3 separate regions of the Mus musculus genome follow, and all the other regions are linked to region 2. A link is a loop called in an ENCODE intact Hi-C map of the cell type or tissue named here. Cell type or tissue: heart. All regions are shown on one strand.

What was found. Hi-C counts contacts between places; a loop is a spot of excess contacts. Peaks named below come from ENCODE experiments on the same cell type or tissue, not always from the same donor. Only the 100,000 strongest peaks of a DNase experiment are listed, where the experiment ranks them.
Region 1: a loop joins it to region 2, with 4 times the contacts of the local background. A loop is called at or near these places in 13 of 42 quality-filtered maps.
Region 3: a loop joins it to region 2, with 2.5 times the contacts of the local background. A loop is called at or near these places in 9 of 42 quality-filtered maps.

The regions. Positions count from the first base shown.
Region 1 is chr9:115,306,870-115,314,869 of GRCm38, forward strand. It overlaps Stt3b (STT3, subunit of the oligosaccharyltransferase complex, homolog B (S. cerevisiae)), which reads right to left and starts at 3,599. Exons shown (of 16, transcript NM_024222.3): 1 at 2,883-3,599. The coding sequence starts at 3,187. In heart, a CTCF peak has its summit at 3,592; a DNase peak (open chromatin) is centred at 3,722; H3K4me3 peaks cover 5,155 bases; H3K27ac peaks cover 4,073 bases.
Region 2 is chr9:115,701,398-115,709,397 of GRCm38, forward strand. No RefSeq gene overlaps it. Among named protein-coding and RNA genes, the nearest start is that of D330037F02Rik, 40 kb to the left of the region's middle. In heart, a CTCF peak has its summit at 3,061 (motif pointing left); a DNase peak (open chromatin) is centred at 7,234; H3K27ac peaks cover 1,490 bases.
Region 3 is chr9:115,086,274-115,094,273 of GRCm38, forward strand. The region is part of intron 3 of Osbpl10 (oxysterol binding protein-like 10); the gene reads left to right. Among named protein-coding and RNA genes, the nearest start is that of Gm4665, 96 kb to the right of the region's middle. In heart, CTCF peaks have their summits at 2,161 (motif pointing right) and 3,552 (motif pointing right); a DNase peak (open chromatin) is centred at 2,218; H3K4me3 peaks cover 497 bases; H3K27ac peaks cover 894 bases.

The sequences.
Region 1 (8,000 bases), 390 kb before region 2:
AACAGGGAGAGCTACCACAACCTGTCAGAGCTAGCAGGAAAGGTCTGGTTAATGGAACATACATGCATTCACAATCACAGCAAAACTATGCAAGGACTACATACAGTGTCAGATAAAAGGATGCGTTAGACACATGCTCGTTAAACTAGTTGGTCAACCAAATGTCTGGTACCTACAGAATAACTTCCACTGCTGCCCGGAATCTCACCAACTCAGCTGAGGAGGGAGAAACTCACTGGCACAAAAGGTGAGATCATAACCCCAAACGTTGCCAAATGATCTAAATAAAAGGTAGTTAAGTCAATAACCTCATAGCCTACCTCTTACAGCAGCTGGTAAGATTTATAACTTCAGGGAAAAAGTTAAAAACAGGTGTAACTTGGTGACAACTCACCTTTGGCAGCTATCTGAAGTCTCACAATTCAAGATAAAATTTACAGAAGCAACTCACCATCAACAGCCTTTCACAAAAAGGATACAGAAATGGAAGGGGGAAGAGGGACTGAAGGAGGTATGGGGCAGGCCAGAATTGGTTTGTAGAAACAGGCAGAGAGAACATTTAAATATTACTAAAGGTTCCTGTCATTACTGCGCTGTAATCTGAGCCACTTCCAAACTAGTGTGAGAGACTGCTGTTATTAGCTTTGGAGAAAACTGTTTTAAAAGTCAAAAGTAATGACAGGCAAGCTATACAACCTCCCTTGTAAAAAATTTTCAAGAATGATTATGAGATGGAAGAATGAATGGCATGCCTATTAGTAACAGCTATGAAAAGAAAACCTAAAGTGAGCACAGTATTCTTTTTGTTTGAACTTGATTTCTCTCATTAGGTCTCTTGAGTTAGGCATTCCATGAGATTCACACAGACAAGTCCCGATGCACGATGGGGTGCAGGCAGGGAAAATTCCTTTACTACACCTATCTGCTAATTAGAATGCTCTAACATTCCAAGCATAACATTTCATCAAAAATAAACAAACATTTAACACTACCGCTGGTAGATGGGAGAGCTTAGTTAAGTAGGTAGGCCTTAGCTGTGGACACTTGCAGATCAGCAATGTGAATTAAAATGTAAGTGGAGCAGACTCAAGTCAAAGAACTGTTTCCATACACAGCAGAATAGAAACAAAATAGATTTTCATGAATAAAAAAAGTTATGCTCTTCAATTCCTAAAGCCATCTAATCTAAGCCGCCTCAAGTGCAGCTTTACTAGGGGAAAATGACAAAAAGAAACTTTAAAATCGCCTTGTCATTTATTTGTGCATTTATCTGTAATTATTAATTTCAGCTTCTGAGTGCACTCCTAACAGTTCCCAGCCTTCCATTTGTAAAAAATGTTACTTCATGGAAGTATCTGTACAATTACCCTGGAAATATTTCCAGTTTTTGTTCCACCCCGTGCTATCTTCATCTGAAAAGACACAACTTTCTCTTTTCATGTTGTTCAGTAAATTCTGCGGCTTTCATTTCTAGTCAATCTCAGTTTTAATCTAATTGATTGTTTCAAAGAATACTCTATCTAGTTAGTTAAGACTTCACAAATATTCGTAGGTTCGTATGTAATCTCCACCAACATGATTTTCTCCTCTGGTTCCAAATAACATAATGGTCATTTATAAAGCAAATCTAATGTTAGAAAAAAATGGAAACCTCTTAAAATAGGACGAAAACACCTCACAGCAGGCCATCACTGTAGCTCACTGCTTCTCTAAACAGGTTTTCCTTGAGTAGGCCCCTCTGGTGTTCAATAGATATTGCAGCATAAATATTTTTCTTAAAGTACAACTTAAATCTGATACTTAACACATAAGCCCCCCCCAAAAAACTCATTTATAACCTATATATGTACTAACTCTTAAGAAGATTCTCTGTGCATTTCAAATGGTAAGACAAATACCCTACCGTTTAATTATGTCTAATTACAAGTAAGATTAGTTCAAGGTTGATAGGGCAGCCTGAAGAATAAACTAGTTTAAAGAGGCGCGCTGGCGCTCGCTCTCAATCTCTCTCTGGGGGAAAAAAAAAACAAAAAACAAAAAACAAAAAACAAAAAACTTAACTCAGGTTGGGCCAGGAGGAAGAAAGTGAAAAGCAATCTTCCCGTGTAGGTAACTCAGTGTTCGAAGTTAAGTCCCTAAAACCAGTGAGTGCCATGCAGAGCGTGCAACTTCGGCACCACAATCTAGACTCTCAGCACTGTGGTACGGCTTGCTCTCTTCTCCACAGACCTTCCAGCAGACACCAATAAAAGAACTCATGCAACCCAGTCGGATATTGTAGCAACAACGAGGGTGAGAGTTCAGCTAACAGAAAAACGATCTCGCTCTAAAAAGCAACGCAATACAACTGTGCAAATAGTGTGGCGAGCTGAGAGCACTTAAGGGCCTTAGGGGGGAAAGAGACACTCCGGAAAATACCTGGTGCTGGAAAAACACGAGGCGCTACCACTGCGCTCGCTTTCGGGATAATATTTTCCCCCCCTACATTCTAACACTCCACTCTCCCGGAAAGAAAGCATGAAACTGCGAGGCTGAGCGGACAAGGGGTTCCAGTCACCACCAGCAGCCAGAAGGCAATCCCGGGGCTGCTCCGATGGCAGGAAGGAGAGAAATGAAATAAAATGCAACAAGGCGCAAAGCTGCGGCGGAGAGGGCGTGGGGAAGGGGGCCCCCGGAGCAAGCCGGGGCGCGGCGGCGAAGAGGCGCCGCGCGGAGCCGGCCCACCCCGGCGGCCGAGGACCCAGGCTCCGCTCCCAGGCAAACTTCGCCAAGCGGGCAGGGGGCGCGCCCGGCCCGGCCCGCGGGAGACCGGGTGGGATCCGAGGGGCTCCAGACAAACGGGGACCGCGGGCTGCCTGCGGGGGAAGGGCGGGCACACTCACCACGGGTCGAACTCGTGGATGATGCTCTCGAAGCGGATGACGGCGAAGAGGCGCGAGCTGAAGCCGGCCAGCCAGGCCAGGAAGAGGATGGTGAAGGAGAGCAACGACTGCCACCCGGCCGGCTGCGACAAGCCCCCGGACAGCCCCGCGGGGGGCCCCGGCTTCGGCGCCGCCGCCCTGGACGCGCTCTGGGTTCCGGGCCCATGGTGCCCGTGGCGGCTGTTCCCCAGAGCCATGAGGCCGCTCCACGGGGACGAGTTGAGGGACGACTTGTGCTTGCTCTCCGGGGCCGAGGGCTCCGCCATGTTGTGCCCCGGCGGCGGGTCTCGCTCGTCCTCCGCGGCCACCGCCGCCGCCTGGAGCGAGGGGTGCTGGGCGGAGACCCAGAGGAGGAGGAGGAGGGCGACGGCGACGACAACGAGGAGGAGGAGGAGGCGGAGGCGGAGGAAGAGCTGGGCGCGCTCCCGCCCTCAGCACCGCGAGGCCGGGACACTGGGGGTGGTGGAGGCGGCAGCGATCCGAAGTCTCCGCCTCAACAGTGGCCGCGACCGTCGCGGTCTCAACCCAAAAGGCCCCTGCGCCCCACTAGCCATCCGTGTCCCCCGTGCGGCTGAGGAGGCGGCGGTGGCGGCGAGAGCCGACGGGACGAGGGCGCCAGAGGAGCGGCGGCTCGGAGCGGCAATGACATTCCCCCGCCCGCCCAGCCGCGAGGAGCACAAAAGGGGAGGAGCCCCCTGGAGTCCGGGCGGAGCTCAGGCAACCTTTGACTCCGCCCCCTCGCCCAACAGGAACTGGCCCCTCCGCCTGTCACAGAGCGACAGGTCCGTTAAGGGGCGGGGCCGGAATGGCGGCGTGCGCCAATAGGAGCGCGAGCGGGGCCTTGGGCGGGGCTTCGGCTGAATGGCCCTCCACCCCCTCCGCCTCGCGGCCTCCCGCCTATTCGCCGCCGGCCGTGGCTACGATTTCATTGTCAGTTGAAAGACGCGGTTTCGCGCGCGAGCCCGTTCGGGGCCCTGGGGAAGGGCACCAGGAGGTTCGGCTCGCTTCCCCGCGCGGATTCCGACTCGAGCAGCAGAAGGTCCCACGTCCCAGTCGACCGAAGGAACAGAGAGCACGGCTTGGCCGGGTGCTCGGCGGCCGTGACTTTTAACCCGCTCAGCGCGGGGCGCCCGCCACGTGACGGGGCGCGCAGGCGCGGTGCGGGGCCCTAGGCGCGTGGGTCCAGCCGCTGTGCTGAACGTGCCAGAGTGAGTGGCTGGGTCGCTACATTCTCTGTCCCCGCCCTGCTGCTCTGAAAACTTGGAGTGGGCAGATGTCGTCCGAGCTGCAGTAAGATGTAGCCAGGCGGACACACACATAAATGTCACATTCTTTTTGCTGTGTTCTCCAGGACTTTTTTTTTTTTTTTTTTTTTTTGCAGCTCAATCTTTTGACTGCAAGAATTCATTATTTACACCTGCCTACGTTCCGTCACCAAATTAACTTTTCCTGGACTGTATTAGCTATTGCCCAATTTTCACTCTAGCCAACTGAAACGTAGGAACTTTTCCTTGTCTGGGGCAGTTTGCTTGTACCTTCTCCTTCCTCCACAACTAGCTCCGCCCATCCCCAAAAGGACAAAAGTCAGAACTAAAGATCCGGAGGGTCATTGCAGTGTTAGAAGCCCTCTTGGCAGGTACAGAGGTTAATGTAGAAACAAGGGCCGGCTAATATTTCACTGGTTTCTCGTGTACATTCACAACTGTCCATCTTGTTAGGGAACACCAGAATCTTTAAAATGTGTGTAAAGATTAAGTCCTGTAAATTTGCAAAATAAAATTATGTTCCGTTGCTCATTGTCAAAGGTTAGGTAAATGAACAAATGTACCTAACTAATAGGCTCAGCCACTCCCAACCTGGTGATTAACTTTGCCGGTTTCCTTATAAAAATAAATAGACTCTCATCAGGGAAAATGAACAGCTTCCATAAATAGACCTCCTCACCACCATTTTAATATCCAACATTTATTAAACATGTAAATTTTAATGAGATTCATAGTGGAATATTAACCAATCCCTTAGAACAAAGAGGTGACATGGCCTTTCTCAGAAAAGTGCACATTAAAATGGCAGCGTTTATTTTTGCCCATGTTTCATGAGCCAATGTTCTATTAATCTAAAATAACAGAATTTATCTGACGACTCTCATTTTAGACATTTTGGGTGTCTCTGGTGTTGCAGATGTTCCCTGATGAGTTTCTCTGTCTTCTTCCTCTTGGCTGTTTAATCGCGGGAGGCCCCATGTGAAGGGGAGTAGAAACAATTAACAATAAATTATAAAACACAAGTCACCTGTGTGGGACCATCCCTTCATCTTTGTGTGTGAGAGTGGGCATACATGTACTAAGGCATAGCATGTGGAGGTCAAATTACATGCTCAGATGTTGGTCCTTTTGACACACCAGGTTAGCCTCCTGTCTCAACCTGTGGGTCTTGATCCTTGTGTCAAACTTCTATCTCCAAAAGTATTTCCATGGTGACTCATGACAGTAGCAAAATGGCACTTATGATGTAGCAACAGAAATAATTTTTATAATCGGGGGTCACCACAACACAAGGAGTTGTATTAAAGGGTCACAGCATTAGGAAGGTTGAGAACCACTGCCTCAGGGCGTTGGGATTATAGGCACCTGCGGTCATAGCCAGCCTTTTATGGTTCTGGGAATTCAAACTGAAGTCTTCATACTTGCGTGGCTCCTTAATATAAAGTGAGTTTATCTGAGAACACTGCGGAACACGGTTCAGAAACATAAGGAAACTCAGGGTCATGATGTGGACAAGGACAAAGAAGGAGCCCGTGGGAAAGCATGAGGACGTACTCTAGCGGGGAACTGGAGAGCAGTGGTCCTGTCCTCCCACCCACGTCAGTCAGCTCCAGGTACGCCTGCTGTGTAAACTGTGGCAAACACTGGAGGAGCAGTCCAGGGAAGACTGATGGACAACCGGATGGGAGCGTTACCCGAGGAAGCAGAACCGCAGAAAGGATGGCTCAGAGGAAGAAAAGAAAGAGAAGGAAAGACCCTGCAGTGCTAGAAAGAGGAACGCAAGGGACTCAAGAAAAGACTGGTACAGCCACCACGCAGATCGGATCGTAGCGCGGACTGGGAGAGGTCATGCTGAGAGGGACACTGTACATTGCTTTAACTTGAGAGTGTTGGGAGGATTTGAAGTTGGATGTAGAGTGTGTTTAAGATGAGTCACGTGATCCGGTGTGTGCTTTAAGAAGACTCCAGGGACTGTAATATTTGTTTTGAGAGGCGATCAGTAAGAGCACATCTGTAGATGATCCGAGAGTCCTCAAGTTTACTCTCAGACCTTAGAAATGGTCGGAGAGCGCATGCTCCAGATTTACAGCTTTTCGATAAAGAAAGAAAATGGCTTCTAGTCTGTTCAGGGTGCTTCTGTGTGTGAGCCACCGTATACATGAACTCCCTGGTTCTTAAGTGCCTGTCACAGCCTTGTTGAGCTGAAAAGTGAACCTTCATCTTAGTAAGCAGAATCTCGCCTGTTTCCTTAGCAAGTTTAGTGGTTGGATCGGACATCGCACTCACACAGCTGGAAGGAAAGACCATAGACTACTTTGCAGAAGTCTGGCACCAAAGGTACAGAGGACCAAGTCAGACCAGGAAAAGTGTCCAGGGCTGGAGAGAGCAAAGCAGAGTGGGAAAAACCTGATCACAAGCTTGCCCCAGCTTAAATCTCCAGCTAGGAGACCATGGTGTAAGATGGATCTAAAGCTACCACCAGGCACCATCCTAACTCCGTTCTCCTCAGGTCTGTTTGGTGAGTCACTTCACCTTCATGTTTCAGTGTTTATGGACTGTTCCTTCCTAGAAGGGTTCTGTTCAGAAAGTAAGAATGAGCCCATGAAAGAACTTGACCCAGTGCTTGGTGCGAAGGGGAGCGGTCACTCTGTGTTGGTTATTAGTACTGTCAGTACCACTACTGCCTTAGGCAGGCAGATGGTAAAGCAGCTCAACTTCCTGATGATCAGGACAAGAATCTCCCATGACCCAAGCCTGTCTGAATGTTTCTGTTTCCTCCTCCCAGAGAGCGCTTGCATCAAATAAAACCTGCATTTCCCCCAACACCTGTACATACACGTATACACAAGAAGCACTGTGTGACAGGGAACTATTGTCTCTAGCCAGCAACTCACAGGACCTGAGGCCAGTCAACAGCCCCAGTAGTGATCCAGAAAGCAGGCACTTCCGTTTTCAGTCATGAAATGAGTGCAGTCCTGAGAGACCCAGAACCGTGGACCTTCCATAGCTTCACAAGGATTCCTAGTCTTAAGAACTACCAAACAAGCTGGGCATGGTGGCACACACCTTTAATCCCAGCACTTGGGAGGCAAAGGTAGGCAAATTTCTGAGTTTGAGGCCGGCCTGGTCTACAGAGTGAGTTCCAGGACAGCCAGGGCTATGCAGAGAAACCCTGTCTCGAAAAACAAAACAAACAGACAATCAAACAAACAACAAAAACAAACAAACAAAAAAAAACCCCCTACAAAACAGTAGTTATATTCTTAAGCGTCTAAGACTGAGGGATATTTGTTACCCAGCTGTGGCGAACAGATATAGTGAGATTAAAGAATGACAAGCTTACTAGATAGCTTTTCTCTCATAGTCCTCGAAACAGTCTGAATAACCAGCAAGGATGAAACACCCCAACCATTCCTACTGTGTCAAAGAACTTCCCGTGGGGCACTCATTCCACAGACGTGTTCGTCGGAAAAGCAACCAAATCTACATGCTTTATTGTCTCCCTTTGTGCTCTAACCGCGTGGTTCTAGAGGCCATAGACTTAAATGGATTCTTCAAAAGAAAGCATGCGTGCAGTTAATATGTCTGTGAGAATATTCAGGGTCACCAATCGCCAGGGAAATGCAAATCAAAGCTCCTCCCACTTGACGCCAGGGAAATGCAAATCAAAGCCCCTCCCACTTCACCCCAGTAAGAATGGCTGTCAGGAAAAAGACAGGAAAGGACAGTGCGGTATCGGGTATCGAGCAGAGGAGGATCTCCCGGGGTGGTGGTAATCCTGGATGAGAGGGAAGTTGGCACCTTTGCTTCAGTC
Region 2 (8,000 bases):
CACTTGGAAAGGGGGTCACAGTGACAAGCATCAAGATAAACCCCACAACAGGACACAAAGAAACAGGGCACAACAGGATCCTAGTTGTGTCATGGGATGTGAGGTCTTCTTGCTTCTAGATTTTCTTTTCTTTAAGAGGGCTGTCTAGATGCTTTTCTGTTTCTTGTTGCCAGCTACAGTTCCAACTGTAAATATATGCAAAGCACATCACCCTGAGGCCAGCCTAAGTGGGCCACTGCTGCAGTGGATAACCGCAGCAGCCTCTCCAGACGGTGGCTGGTGTGAACTTGACTATGCTCAGCAAAACCTACTGGGTGGATACATAGATGGTTTACTTCAGTTCTTTTACAGGGCCAGGTCCTCTTTCCTGGGATGAAGGTTAGAGTCCCAGCTGAGAGAAACTGAGAATCCTACAAGAGCAGAGACCACCAGAGCTGAGCAGTAAGACATGGGCCCACGTTCCCAGCATTGTCGAACTGGAGGCCAGAAAATCAGGAGTTCAAGGTCATCCTTGGCTACACTATGAATTTGAGGCCAGTCTGGGCTGCACGAGTCTGTTTCAATAAACAGGGGCCTAAGGACAGAATGACACATGATACTTTCAGTTTCTCCCCCCCCCCAAGCAAAGTTGCAGCCTATGGAACATGTTTGAGCATCTATAAATGGGCCCGGAGAACACCGATAGGAAATTGTGATTGGTTAAACCACCCCACCCCCAGGATATTTAATATTGGTCCCGAGGCTTTGAGAGAACAACTTGAATAAAACTCAGTGGGGGTGAGGGGCAGGGAATGGGGCTTACTGTTCCCTCACGTGTAATCAATGGTGCAGCTCCCGTGAGTGAGAGTTTACATGCAGAGCTGCGGCGGAGGACTTCGCTGTATTTTCTGGGTGAGAAATGGCTGTGCTCATCCCGTCCAGTGGAAAAGGATGATTGTGTGTGTTCTGTTGTCTTCTAATAGTCATTCCGTCAATAAAGCATCATTTCCGTCTTTTGAGGGGAGCTGGAGTGCCGGCATCTATTTCTGAATAAAAGAGGGATGCACAAAAGCTTTCCAGGTAAAAATCCTCCACACACCTAAATATGGAGAGCAGTATTTCCAAATTTATCTTTGTTTAAACATATTCACTTTATATCTCTCTCATGGCCCCCTCCCAGTCACCCTCTCTCACAATCCTTCTCCCATGCCCCCTCCCCTCCTCCTCTGAGTGGGTGGGGGTCCCCCTGTGTATTCCCCCACCCTGGCACATCAAGTCTCTGTGAGGCTAGGTGCATCCTCTCCCACTGAGGCCAGACAAGGCAGCCCAGCTAGAAGAACATATCCCACAGACAGGCAGCAGTTTTTTAGATAGCTCCTGCTCCAGTTGTTTGAGACCCACATGAATACCAAGCTGCATATATGCTGCATATGTATGGGGAGGCCTAGGTCCAGCCTGTCTATGTTCTTTGGTTGGTGGTTCAGTCTCTAAGAGCCCCAAGGGTCCAGGTTAATTGACTCTGTTGGTCTTCCTGTGGAGTTCCTATCTCCGTAGAGGCTGCAATCCTTCCTCCTATTCTCCCCTAAGAGTCTCCAAGCTCCATCCACTGTTTGGCTGTGTGTGCATCTGTCTGAGTCAGCTGCTGGGTGGAGCCTCTCAGTGGACAGCTGTGCTAGATTCCTGTCTACAAGCACAACAGAGTATCATTAATAGTGTCAGGGATTGGTGCTTGCTCTTAAGATAGGTCTCAAGTTGGGCCTGTTATTGGTTGACCACTTCAACCTCTGCTCCATCCTTTGTTCCTGCATTTCTTGTAACTAGATTAAATTTGGGGTTGAAAGTTTTGTGGATGGGTTGTGTCCCTATAGCTCCACTGGATGGAACTTGAGAATATCATCCTGAGTGAGGTGAACCAGACCCTAAAGGACATCAATAGTATGTACTTTACTTATAAGTGGACATTAGCCATAAAGTACAGGATACCCATGCTATACTTCACAGACCCAAGGAAGCTAAACAAAAAGGAAGACTCAAATAAGGATGCTGGAAACTCACTTAGAAGGGGGATAAAATAGTCATAAGAGGCAGATGGAAAGAGGGAACAGTGTGGGAGAGGGAATGGGAAGGGGGATGGGGGGTTGAGATCAGGTGTGGGGTGAGACAGGAGAGATGACCATGAGAAGATCATGAGAATGGATGGAAATCTGCCACTGACAGGGGTGGGGGTGGGAAGCATCTCCAGGGCAAGACAGAGATCTGGGATAAGAGATGAGCCCAAGAATCAATGGGGGGTGACCTTAGCCATGACTCATAGCATTGGGGATATGGAACCTGAAGAGGGTACCTCCTGTAGCCAGGCAGCAACCAAATCTCTCTCTCTATGGACAGTAGCCAACAGAAGACTAGGGCAAAGCTCTGTGCTAGTTAAAAGAAGCAGACGAAATCCTGAATGAGACTGGCCCTCACTTGGCTCCTGCTCACACTGCAGTAGATTGATTTCGAGGACAACAGAAGCCCTCTTTCGGGCAAAGAACCACTGGTGTTCACAGGTGACATCATCGCTCCACCCCTCAAAGGTAGAGTCTGAAGACTGCAGTTCAATCCTTCAACACTCTGTTGAGAGATGCCCCGCCCCCTGCCCTAGATACCTTTGCCACTTCAATCATTCGTGGCTAACAGTGATCTGAACATATTACTCTTGTCTTGACTGTTTCAGGAGAAGGGTAAGAAAAAGACCGCATTCACATAGCATCATCACAGAATGCTATTATAAATGTTTTATTTTATTGCTATTTATTGCTGGTGTCAATCTGTGTCTAATTAAATGCTCTCATTGGTAAATATGTATAGAAAAAAAACCCAATATACACAGGGTTGGGTACTACAGGCAATGGCGTACACTAGAATTGGGGTTCATCCCTCTTATCGATGTGGTGGACTGCTGTATCCAGTCAAGGATATAGTACAGTGAATGGGTACCAGCAGCCAGCTGTTTCCCAGCTCTTGGGATGCTTGCTGTTGGAATCCAGGCTGTAAGGAGGCTCATCTGCCCCTGCCTGGGCTGTGGAGATGCCATCTAGTGGAGTACAGGCGAACTGTTCCCGTCCAGACCTGACCAAATGCCCGATTAGTTAGCAGAACGTGATTGTTGTTTGACAGTGAAGTGTTACTTGAAACGATTATCACGAGTTGGTTTGCTGCTTAGAAACAACCAGCTGCAGTATTGCCCTGAATAGAATATGGAGGAAGGGAAGCCAAGCTAATGTCGATCCCATGGAAAGGCGCTGGGAGAGATTGGAAGACGTCAACCTGTGAAGTGTTTGTCCCACGAGAAGAGTGTGAGCACAATCTCCTGACCTGTGTAAAACATGTCCCTGACCTGTGTAAAACATGTCCCTGACCTGTGTAAAACATGTTCCTGACCTGTGTAAAACATGTTCCTGACCTGTGTAAAACATGTCAATTGTGGTAGCACGTGCTTGCAACCCCAGGGCTGGAGGGGTCGAGACAAGGCAGCTCCCTGGGACTCGCTGGCTGCCAACCCTGGCCTCCCTGGCAAATTCCAGGCAGTTAAGAGACCCTGTCTCCAAGAAAAGAGACTGCGATGGTACCTGAGGAGCAACAGCTAAGGTTGACTTCTGGTTCACACACACATATACACACACACACATGAAAACATACAACATATACACACAGAGGTCTTGGGGACTTCTCTTTGCTCTTGCTTTGACATTATTGGAGGGTGGAAGATGTGTGGCCCACCTGCTCATTGATCCAGGCAACACTCACCTGGATACTAGAGGCCATCCTAGACCAACCGGCCTCCCCTCTCCTGATCACTAATGTATGGGCAAGCTGGTTAGGAACATCAGTCTAACCCAGACTAGAGCATCTTGGGTGTTCATCCAACTGGAATAGTGCTGGTCTCTGTCATTGCTGGGATGTGGAGAGACAAGAGGCAATGCCAGCACGCCCAATTTCTACCGCCTTATAACAAGTTAGGAAAATAACTGTCAAGCATCATGCATGACTGCTAGGGAGCTAGCACTAATGACTCTGACACATGTATAAAGAAAGGTCACATGTTAAGAAAAAATATTTTACGGTAGTACACTTAAGTGATGAATGAAAATAACTATGGACACAAGAGTAACATTTTGAAATAGAAGATATGGGGCAGGAGAGGTGGTGGCTTGGTCAGTAAAGAGTCTGCTGTATAAGCACAAGAGCGAGAGTTAGATCCGCAGAACCCATGTAAACATGATAGTCTCGGAGATGCAGGGAGCTCCGGGGAGATGCACGGAGACACAGCTCCCTGGGACTTGCTCACTGATAGTCTAGACTCTCCAAGTTGATGAGCTCCAAGCCAGCAGGAGAATCTATTTCAAAGGGAAATGTGTGAATGGTACCTTCAGAACAAGCTGGAAGGGACCAGAGGAGACACCCAAGTTTGTCTTCTGATACACATACAAACACGCACGTGTACACTCACAGGAATACACAGAAACCAGAGTACTCTGAAAGCAAGTGATTTAAAGCTTCATGTATTAGACCCAAAGTCTCACGCTGAGAGAAAACAATGACTCCATTGTCGATTGAAATACTTTCCTGGCTGGGCAGAGGAGGCACATGCCTTTAATCCCAGCACTTGGGAGGCAGAGACAGGAGGATTTCTGAGTTCAAGGTTAGTCTGGTCTACAAAGTGAGTTCCAGGACAGCCAGGGCTACACAGAGAAACCCTGACGTGAAAACCCGGAAAATAAAAGAGAAGAAAAGAAAAAAAGAAAAGAAAAGAAAGGAAGTACTTTTTCCTTCTGGCACTGGAAGCTCCTCGGCATGTGGCTGTGTGACTGGACACCGATGTCTGCTGAGCTGCACAGGAAACAGTGAGCACAGATGCTATCCACCTCTTCCACATATCAGTTAACCGTGATCTATCACAGGACGAAACCCACAACAACTGCCTCTCCTTTGTGATTTGAGAAAGAATATGTGCTCTGATGGGTATGACAGAACAGGTGGATCTTGGAAAGTTGTTGGAGGAAATGTAACAGTAATTTTAAAAGCAGTGTTGACAACGTCTGCTCTCTGGCACTTACTGCTCTTCTAAAAGTCAGCACAAGGGGTGCTTCCTGTTATGCGGATCAGAACGCAAACCCTTTCTGATTGGTTTTTCCTAAAAGTTGGTGTGCGTGGAGACTTAGCTATTGTTTATTATTTAATTATTAATTATTAGTAAATTTCCGTTTTCTGAGACAAAGTTTCTTGGTGTAGGTCTGGATGTCCTGGAACTCACTCTGTAGGCTGATCTCAAACTCACAGACATCTGCCTGCCTCTGCCTCCCAAGTACTGGGATCAAAGGAGTGGGCCACCATGCCTGGTGAGTTAGCTGTTTTCAAAGCCTTAGTTTGGTCTTGGGTGTTGTGACTCCCATATGATTTAGATGCTCTGCTGTGGCCCAGGGCAGGAGCTTGATATTGATACATATACATATACATATACATATACATATACATATACATATACATATACATATACATATACATATACATATACATATACATATACATATACATATACATATACATATACATATACTCTCCAAAGCTAAATAGCTATATAAAAACTTTAAACTGTCTACATGACAGTGACATCTCAGCTTAATGAGTCACCTAGTATACAAGGTGTTAGTGCTTGGTGAACATTTATTCCGGTCAGCAATCGGTGTATGTAGGTACCTCAGTGATGTGAGACTTCAGCTTTATTTTTGCCAGTTTTGGTCATATCACAAGATTTTCAGAAGATTTATTTGTTACATTAATAATACACATGGTCCCTGACTTCCATGGGCCCTGGGGTTGGCATGCAGGAGATTATTAACTTTCACTGTTAGTTCTTATAGGGACTGGTACACAGTGAGGCTTGTGCCTAATGGTTCTGATACGCTCTGAAGACTGCACTGTGGGGAGATCCACAGAACTTAGAAATGCATCTCTGCCCACTGCTGAGCCACTCCCAACATGGACCTTTGTGTATACGTGGGTGTGGGCACGTGTTTGGTGCCTGTGGGGATTAGAGGCCAACACTGCTGTCATTCCCATGAGCCTCCGTTTCTGAGATAGTGTCTCTCTCTGGGACCCTGAGGCTTATCGATTCCGAAAGGCTGACTGGCCAGACCAAGATCTGCCTGGCTTTGTCTCTCCTATGCTGGGATTACAAGACTGTGCCCACTACTCCCATCTTCTAACTGGGTGCTGGGTATCAAACTCATGTTCAGATACTTGTGCACTTTACAAGTCACCCATCTTCTCTCCTTTGCCTTGAGACTGTGAACTTCATTGTACCATAGACCTCTGTCCATTCTCAGGACTGTGGTTACCTTCTTTCGGGGTTCTTCCTCCTCTGCACCGTAATGGGGACAGAGCACTACTCAGTGTGGGCACAGAACCCAGCTGTGCAGCCTTGTGATGGTTGCAGGTCAGAGGTAGTACTCCCCTCTGGTCCACACCCTTGAGAGAGAAACATCAATGTTTACATATTATTTGAAGGCTTGGGTACAGACCAACATGACTTAATATAAATTTCAAGTTGGAAGACTCAGCACTGTGCTGTTTCGTGTTGTATAATAATGTGAGACAGTTTGGTAAATCCCTTCAACAAATAATTATGATGTATCTGTTTTACAGTTTTGACCACATCTGGTAGGTCTTGCAGGTTTTCAATTTCCTCTCATAACATAGCTTTTAATGAAATGAAAATTTGGATCTCTCCTTAGATGGTATCTGGCATTCTGTTTCTGTCTCTTTTCAATGTGTAATCTCCAAAAAGGCAAATGGCTAAGTCCTATACAGATTTAGAGTGAATGCATGCCCACCATCCAGCCAGCTCATTAACATGCAAACTAGTAAGCAAGTCACGATGATCCCATGACCACATGAGGAGCATTAGCAAGAGGGGTGTTAAAATAGAATTCTTAGGATATATATAAAACCAAGTAACATTCTGCAGGGAAATATACACAAACCCGAGGGCCTCTTCCCTGCAGGACTGTGGAAGGAAATGGAAATCAACCAAATGAGGACAGCAAAAGCAGCCTGCATGGACAAAGGCGTAGCCGCAGTCACTTACAGATTGGAGCATGCTCAGGACGGGAGAAAGGGGGGAGGAAAGAGAGCTGTCTAAATCTGGCACAGAGACGCTGTGGGTGGTTCATTAGGAAGAGAGGCACTCCCTCTGATTGGTTAGCAGCGTGCATTTGGCTTTCTCTGATTGGATGCACTTAGGGACCTGTCAGTGACTGATCTTTGGGGTCAGTGGTCATGGGCTGTTGTTTGGTTTCCTAGACCGTTACTCCAAACAGCAGTCTGGCTTACTAGAAATCAACTTGACTGCAAGTCTGAAATAGGCTGGCTTCCAGGGCTGGACACTCTAGATAATGGGTTGGTTTCCTGAGCAGATCTCTGCAAGCCTGGGTTTTGATATAAGGCCTGGCAAACATTCATTTGCATATCCCATCTGTCAGTGGAGAACTGTACCTACCAATTAACAAGAGGCATCAGGGTTTGGGTTCCATTCAAATAAGTGGCAAGCCAAGTACATTGTCCAAGGGAGAAGAAGTAACTTTCTACATAGATGTGGTCAACAACTCTCAAGTAAGATATTGAAAACTCACCCTGCTTCCTCTCTACCCCATCCCCAAGTTTTGGGTAACGGCTGAAGACCTTTGTGTTAGGAAAGGATAAAAGCAGAAAACGGAACAAAATACAATCTCGGGTAAAGTAGGAACTGCATGAGACACGCAGCCTTCAATCATGTCACTATCAATTGAACCCAGGAGGAAAGCCCAGGATTCACAAAGTCTGTGTTGAATGCAGGCTGAGGAAGAGTCTAATCCGCTCTACCAAGTGTGAAATTTGTATTTTTAAGCCTTTGTCTCATTGACTCTGTCGTCTGTTTCTCAATTGGTTCCCGATTCAAAAGTCAGAGAGACAGATCTTGTCTATTTTTTTCTGCTCGTGTC
Region 3 (8,000 bases), 620 kb before region 2:
AATAATTTATACTCGGCTGACTATTTGAAACTGCAGATTCATCGTTTTCAGAGTTGATTGATTTTTTTTTTGATTTTATAGTCCTCAATACTGAGGATGTCACTCTGCATAAGTGTGTGGTATGGTAGGCAGAAGTATATCTGGAGCCATTTCGGGAATTATTGGGTGTTCTGTCCTCATCTCAAGCCCAAATTCATTTAATGATTTTTTTTAAAAAATGAAATGGAAACCAGCAAGTCAAATAGTAATTTTTAAGCTCAAACATTGCAACACTGTACAATCCACAGACGCAGTGATGCTTACACGCCAAGCATCACTGTCAGGAAACTACTGGAAGTCTTAGTTTTCCATAATTAAGCTATTATGGTAGTGTATTCTCTTATCTATCTATCTATCTATCTATCTATCTATCTATCTATCTATCTATCTATCTATCTATTTTTGGGACAGTGTCTCATTATATAGCCTTAGCTGCCCTGGGACTTGCTACATAGACCAGGAAGGTCTTGAATTTCCCAGAGATCTGCCTGCCTCTACCTCTTGAGTACTGGGATCAAAAAGCATGGGCCACCATGGTGGCTTACACCACCGTTATGATTTTGTAAGCTCAGAAAACTTGCTACAGTGTTTCAGTAAAACCACCATGGTCAAAGCGTACCTGCTACACAATCTTAGTACTCTCAAGTCTGAGTCCAGGGGCTTCAGGTGGCTCTCCCTGGCGTTGCGTGGCATGATGGTGTGAACAGTGGGAACACTCACACTGTGTGTTCAGAACCACGGCATGGAGAGCTGCTACTGTAGCTCCCAGTGAGTACGGCCAGAAGCACCCGGATTCTGCATGCGTTTGATTTCAGACTAATCTGTGGTGGCGATTATGTGCTCAGAAGGGCTTAGCCTGAGTATTAGTATTAGATCCTAGGGCCTCACGGTTATAGATGGTGAGCTGCCATGTGGGTGCTGGGAAGCAAACTTGGGTCCTCTGGAAGAACGCCAGTGTCTAATCACTGGGTCATCTCTCTACAGACCCTGTATTTTCTATAAGAGAGTGAAGGTAGAATTCTGATGTCATGTCTGGAGTCTTTGGTATAGACTTTAGTGTGTGTGTGTTGGGGGGCGGTTATATACATGAGTGCCCTGCTGGCAGAGGTCCGAGAGGGTGCTGGATGCCCTGGAGCAGGAGTTACAGGTGATTCTGAGCCACTAGATGTGTGTGCTGGGAATTGAACGTGGGTCCTATTGAGGAGCAGTAAGTACTCTTACCCACTGAGCCATCGCTCCATCTCAGGGTCTATGTTTTATTGTTTTTTTGTTTTTGTTTGTTTTTTTAGGTTTCTCTGTGTAGCCCTGGCTGTCCTGGAACTCACTCTGTAGACCAGGCTGGCCTTGAACTCAGAAATCCACCTGCCCCTGCCTCCCAAGTGCTGGGATTAAAGGCGTGTGCCACCACACTCGGCTAGGGTCTATGTTTTAAATCCAGGTCCCTGATCCATCAAAGCAGGGTAGACGAGGCTCCCCATGAGTGTGTAAACAGTGGCCCCAGATGGGCAGAAGTTGGGGTGACCTCCAGTTAGAGTGCAGTCTGCCTCCTGGGATGTAGAAGGAAACTGACCTTTCTGAGCCCAGAAAGCAGTTTTGTAAATAATATATCTCTTGTAAGTCACACAAGCAAAGGAAGGCGTGGGTAAAGTTAATAGAGTGTTGAGTTTGTAATCCCAGAGCCAGATCTGTGAGACACACGCCAGTCCGTCTGTCCTTCCCCATCTGAGTTGTGTCCTGAGGAAGAGAGATCAGTAGATCTGTTTGTTTTCATCGCTTCGACATTTGGATTCTCATTAATATTGACTGTAGGTTTTGTTTGGTTTTGTTTGAGACAGGGTCTCAGATAGCCCAGGCTAGCCTCAAACTCTCTGCGTAGCTGAGAACGACCTCCCCAGCCCTAAAGTCAGGAGAAACTCTTATTGAATGGAGGTAGCACGTGCAAGAAGCACAGAACATGTTCTTCTGTAGGGAATGGTGGTTCACTCTCAGCTCTTTTCACAAGCGTTCTTGCTCCTCATCAGGGTTTCTCCCTGGTGGTATGGGTTTCTCACTTCGGCATGGATGCTCTTGGACTCTCCTGAGCCTGGTGAGGCATTCAGCAACATCTGTAGCTAGTGCCCACTAGATGGCGGTAGCACATACCTCCACCCCTAACCAGACATGACCACAAACTAGCCTGCTGAGAGCTCCCAGGCAGGGAGAGCCATCCAGGCCACAGCCCTGTTTGGCAGGTCTATAGGCAAAGGGACTGAGCCTCAGCGTGTTCCTCTGGCTTGGGCAGAAGTGAGACCCGCAGCCACTTGTCTGTGCTTCCTTCCACCCCACCCCCACCCCAACTCTCAGCTGCTGGGAAATGGTGTTTCAGCGCATACCAGGGAAGCAAGCTGGGGGGGGGGGCGGGGAGGCTGTTGTGTACTTGAGATTCTGCTCTTGGGAAAAGCCCCGCTCTCTTTGCCAGAAGTGTGACAGTCTATCCATCATGTGCCCGGGAGGGATGCAGATAAAAGTCGCCAGAGGTTCTCATTCGAGGCTTGGCGCTTTCTTGTGGCGGTCCTGCGCCATCCGGCTGCTTAGCAGACTCTGGAATCTGCAGCCAGAGACTCTTCTGCGTCCATCTGAGAGGAGCCATATGTATGTCTTGCATTGTTGCTGGGTTTTTATCTACTCTATACTCTGTTTCGCATCAGCGCTGTGGAGAAGGCACACAGAGAGAAAGGTCTGTGAGCCTGGGCCCCTGGTGCCTGCCCAGACAGGGCATTGACTTCTGGGCCTTCTGGCTCTCCTCATGGGGTGTACCCACTCTGCCGTGGTGAGAACCAACAGCCGGGCCTCCTCCTGCCTCATCCCTCTGAGGTCAGATGCAGACAGAAGCTCTTGCGGGTTCTCTGGCCCGTGGTCCTCCCCTAAGGTAACTGTTGAGGTTGGGACTCTACTGGGGAGTGGGGCTAAGGAGGCATTGACCTTAAACTTACCTGCCCTTGTCTGGCTGAGGAAGAAACCTTTGTACCTCAGGACTTCTGGACTTTGCCTGAAGAAGAGCCTCTTTAGATTTTGGTGTTTGAAATACAAAAGGATATTATTAGAGAGCTGACATTTTAATTGAGAAAAAAATAACTTTATACTTTTTTTCTCTATACAGACTTTGGACACCTGCCTTGATTTTTCTGTTTTGAAGCCCGTGCTGTGGGGTTAGCGCTTGGGTGACCCCTGTGGTGTAACACCTAGATAAAAAAACGCCAGTGGGGGAGGTCAAGTTCGCAAGTTAGGACATGTGAATGAGCCAGAAGTGGTAGTGAGTGCCTCGTTCTTGGTGCCAGGCTACAGAGACAGCGGGATTATCCCAAGTTCCCAGTTTACATAGCAGATTCCAGGTTAGCCATGGCTGTATAGTGAGACCTATCGAAAAAAGAAAAAAGAAAAAGGTGACGTCTTCCCACCTCCCCTTCTTTATTGGCCTTGAACTTGTCTGTAAAGCATGTGGGGTCTCAGTAGCCTTACCATTTCACACCACAAGATGGCGTTCTTCAGGCTTGCTTTCATTCCAGCTGCTGGTCCATGTTGCATCCTGTCCTCACCCCGTCCCCCAACCCCAGATCCCAGTTTATAGTCAAGGCCAACTCACTGCATAGACCAGGCTAGCCTTGAATTGTGAGGATCTGTCAGCTGCTGCGAGTGGTGGCCTGTGTCTGTCACCCCAGCTCACTGCTGGTTTAAGCCATTTCTCCTCTTCAACTATCTCGGTTTCCTACCCTGTAAAGTGGGTGGAGAATTTTCCCTTGTGCATGTCACAGAGACATTTCCTGGCAAGTCAATTGATATTTTCAGAGAGACTAGTCGGCGATGGGTTCCATAGCATTAAGAGCATTAATTATAAATCGTGACACATGGTATAATTGCCAGCAATACCTGCGGAAGGTGCTGGAGCGTCCCCGTGGGCGCTGCCGCCGACCTCTGTGCTCTCGTGTGGCAGGGGGTGTTCTGTCTCCTACTTACTTTAATCTACATGAGGAGGGATTTCAAATTGCTTTTTATAGTGCTTGAAGCTCGATGCTGCCCCCCTCCCTGCTCTGGATTATATTTCTATATTTGTGATTTATTACTTTTAAATATTTTCCTCAGAATAGGTCTTAATTTTTTTTTCATGTCAGTGGGGTGTGTGTGTGTGTGTGTGTGTGTGTGTGTGTGTGTGTCTATCTGTCAGCTTGAGAGTGATGACTCTCGTTTGTCATCCCTTGATAGGAGGCTGAAGCAGGGGGATCACCACCTGTTTGAGGCCAGCCTGGTCTACATAGTGAGTTCCAGGATAGCCTGACTATAGGCTGAGAGACACTCTCTCTCTCTCTCTCTCTCTCTCTCTCTCCTCTCTTTCTCAAAGAAAGAAAAGAAAAGAAAAAGAAAGAAATGAGATTGAACCTGAAAAAGGCTGTTGTTTGGTTAAGCAGTGATGTTGTAGTGTGATGACAATGACAGGCTGTGGTGTGGTGAAGCTGTTGTGGTCAGATTGTGGTGTGGTGATATGGTCTGGCTGTGGTGTGGTGAGGCTGAGGTGTGGTGAGGCTGTGGTGTGGTGACATGGTCAGGCTGTGGTGTGGTGTGGTGAGGCTGTGGTGTGGTGAGGCTGCGGTGTGGTGAGGCTGCGGTGTGGTGAGGCTGTGGTGTGGTGAGGCTGTGGTGTGGTAAGGCTGTGGTGTGGTGACATGGTCAGGCTGTGGTGTGGTGTGGTGAGGCTGCGGTGTGGTGAGGCTGTGGTGTGGTGAGGCTGTGGTGTGGTGAGGCTGCGGTGTGGTAAGGCTGTGGTGTGGTGACATGGTCAGGCTGTGGTGTGGTGTGGTGAGGCTGCGGTGTGGTGAGGCTGTGGTGTAGTGAGGCTGTGGTGTGGTGAGGCTGTGGTGTGGTGAGGCTGTGGTGTGGTGAGGCTGTGGTGTGGTGAGGCTGTGGTGTGGGGACATGGTCAGGCTGTGGCATGGTGAGGCTGTGGCGTGGTGAGGCTGTGGTGTGGTGAGGCTGTGGTGTAGTGAGGCTGTGGTGTGGCGAGGCTGTGGTGTGGTGTGGTGAGGCTGTGGTGTGGTGAGGCTGTGGTGTGGTGTGGTGAGGCTGTGGTGTGGTGAGGCTGTGGTGTGGTGAGGCTGTGGTGTAGTGAGGCTGCCGTGTGGCGAGGCTGTGGTGTGGTGTGGTGAGGCTGTGGTGTGGTGAGGCTGTGGTGTGGTGAGGCTGTGGTGTGGTGAGGCTGTGGTGTGGTGAGGCTGTGGTGTGGTGAGGCTATGGTGTGGTGAGGCTGCGGTGTGGTGAGGCTGTGGTGTGGTAAAACAGTAGAGAACATCTTCATCCAAGCCCCATGCTTGTTTCTTGAGGTTCAGTTTTTCTAATACACAGGAAAATCCATGATAGCTTTGAACTGATGTTCAACTGCTCAACCTGTTTCTATTATAAAAGTAATCCGAGCATCCAGGCGTGGGGCCACAGGCCTTTACCTCCAGCACTCGGGAGGCAGAGGTAGGTGGAGCTCTGAGTTTGAGGCCAGCTTGGTTCTGTATAGCAAGTTCCAGGACAACCAGGGCTACATAGAGAGACACTGTTTCAAAAAGTCATAGTAAGGACTGGAGAGATGGCTCAGTGGTTAAAAGCACTTGCTGCTCTAACAGAGGACCAAGTTTCAATTCCGAGCACCCACATGGTGGCTCACAGCAGTCTGTAATTCCAGTTCCAAGGTATCCGACACTCTCTTCTGGCCTGTGTGTGTACTGCATACATGTGGTGCACATGTATGCGTGTGCTCACACCCACCATACACATAAGATAAAAACAACAATAATACCACTGTACATAAGACATAGTGGTCTCATCTTTGTAACAGCCATGTTAATTTGGCATAGCTTATGCAAATACTTATGACTATTGTGTTGGGGGACCTCTTACTCAATTGGATTTTGATTGGTGGTTTAGGATGCGTGTTTGCCCGGTAGCTCTGGGTATATAGTTCCTGACTACATGAGGAGAAATATGGCTTGCCTTTCTGTGAAATGTCTCTGTTGTTCTTCATAAACCTTGCGAGGTGAAGATGAGCCCTTCAGGATGAGTTGGGCAGAGATGGGAGGAGTAGGTAGACAGGCCATGTTAGGATTCTCCGTGAGACTCACCCGGCTCAGCACCTTATATTATTGAATTGAGGAGGCTAAGGAATCAATCCTTGGAGCGGGGTGTGGCGAGCTCACCTGTATTATCAGCATCTTTGGAGGTGGAGGCAAGGTCAGTTGTTCATGATCACCTTCATCTTCATAGTGAGTCTGAGCCTGGACTACATGCGATCCTGTATTTTTTTGAAAGCCCTTGTGCGATATCTCAGCACCTACTATCAGGCTTAAGAACCTCGGTTTGATCCTTGGGACCCGCATCATAGAAGGACAGAACTGCAAGTTGTCCTCTGACTCTCACAAGCAGATCGTGGCAAACTCACACACAGCATAAGCTCACATGGTTTCTTAAAATGAGATGAGATACAAGTAACAGGATTAGCCATTCCAGACGGGACATTTCAGTGACATTTAGTACAGTGCCACGCGCCTACTATGTCTGTCTAGCTCTAAGCAGCTTTCATCCCCTTCATATAGTCCCGTGCCTGTTACTGTGGTTACTTTCCATTTTTGTTTTTTTTTCCCTGTCTGGAGTCCCTGGAAACCACACATCTACTTTCTGACTCTGGATTCACTGATTTTGTCTACTTTGTAGAAATGGAATCCTATAACCTGTGCCTTTTATGCCTGTCTTGTTCAACATTACTAGGTTCAGAGCCCTATAGCATTTATCACTATCATTTTTGATGGCTGCATAATATTCCATTGAATGGATGTACCACATTTTGTTTATTGTCCCTTCATTGGTCCATAGACACTTGAGTGGTCTCTACCTATTGGATATTGTGACTGGTATTATGTTGCGTTGGTTTGTGCCCACCTGTTTATTTCTCTGTTTCAAATTCTTTGGAGTAAGATCTTTATTGCATTTGCTCACTGGGTGGTGAAATATACAGATTAGGAGAGCTCTTTCAGATCCTAACAGTTGCTATGTCTACATTTTGTTTGCTTCGGAATAAATACTTCTCTACATTATGCTGACTTTGGTTGGGTCCTGTTTTTTTGTTTTTGTTTTTGTTTTTTTGTTTGTTTGTTTGTTTTTCTGACAGAGGGGGATTGATGCTTTGTTGTAAGTGTCCTAACTCAGTCCTTGGACTTAGAGTGGAAAAACCATGGAGAGACAGAATTTCTCAGTGGACTTCCGGTACCTGCTCAGAGGTACAATCTTGCACTGTTCCACCTACCACGAGCTCTCTGGGCTTAACCTCCCCTTCCCCTGTTCACATGTCCAGAGGACGCATCTGTTGCCTTTGGTTGACTCTCCCACCCCAACGCTGCTAAACTGTGTGCTTCAAAGATATAGGCAGGAAGGTCAGCTTCATAGCAAGTCCGAGGCCAGCCTGGACTACATGAGACTCTATCTTAAAACAAAAGATATGATTCTAACCTGGCTCAGTGGAACAGACATGGGGTCCCAGCTACTCGGTGGGGCTGAGGCAGGAGGATTGAATATTCAGCACTTACCTAGGCTACACATGAGTGAGTTCAGGGCCAGCCTGGACAGCGTAATGAAGCCCTGTCAGAAAACACAGGGTAAAGACAGGGAAAGGATGCTCGGTTGAGTGAGCCCTTGCCTGAGCGTGCATGAGACCCTGTGTTTGGTCCCCAGTACCACAGGTGACGTGTGTCCCAGACACCACCCCATCATGAGCCTCCAAGGCTTTGTTCTATTTGTGATATCTGTATTGAACCTTCATCTGAAAAATGTATATTGGGATAGTTCTCAGAAGATTTGCTGGGTGGGGGGGTTATAAAAGTGAAATCTACTGCTAAGTCATCTGGAACCAACAAAGATGAATCTTGGTGGCAGAGAGAGGAAGAGGCTCAGCT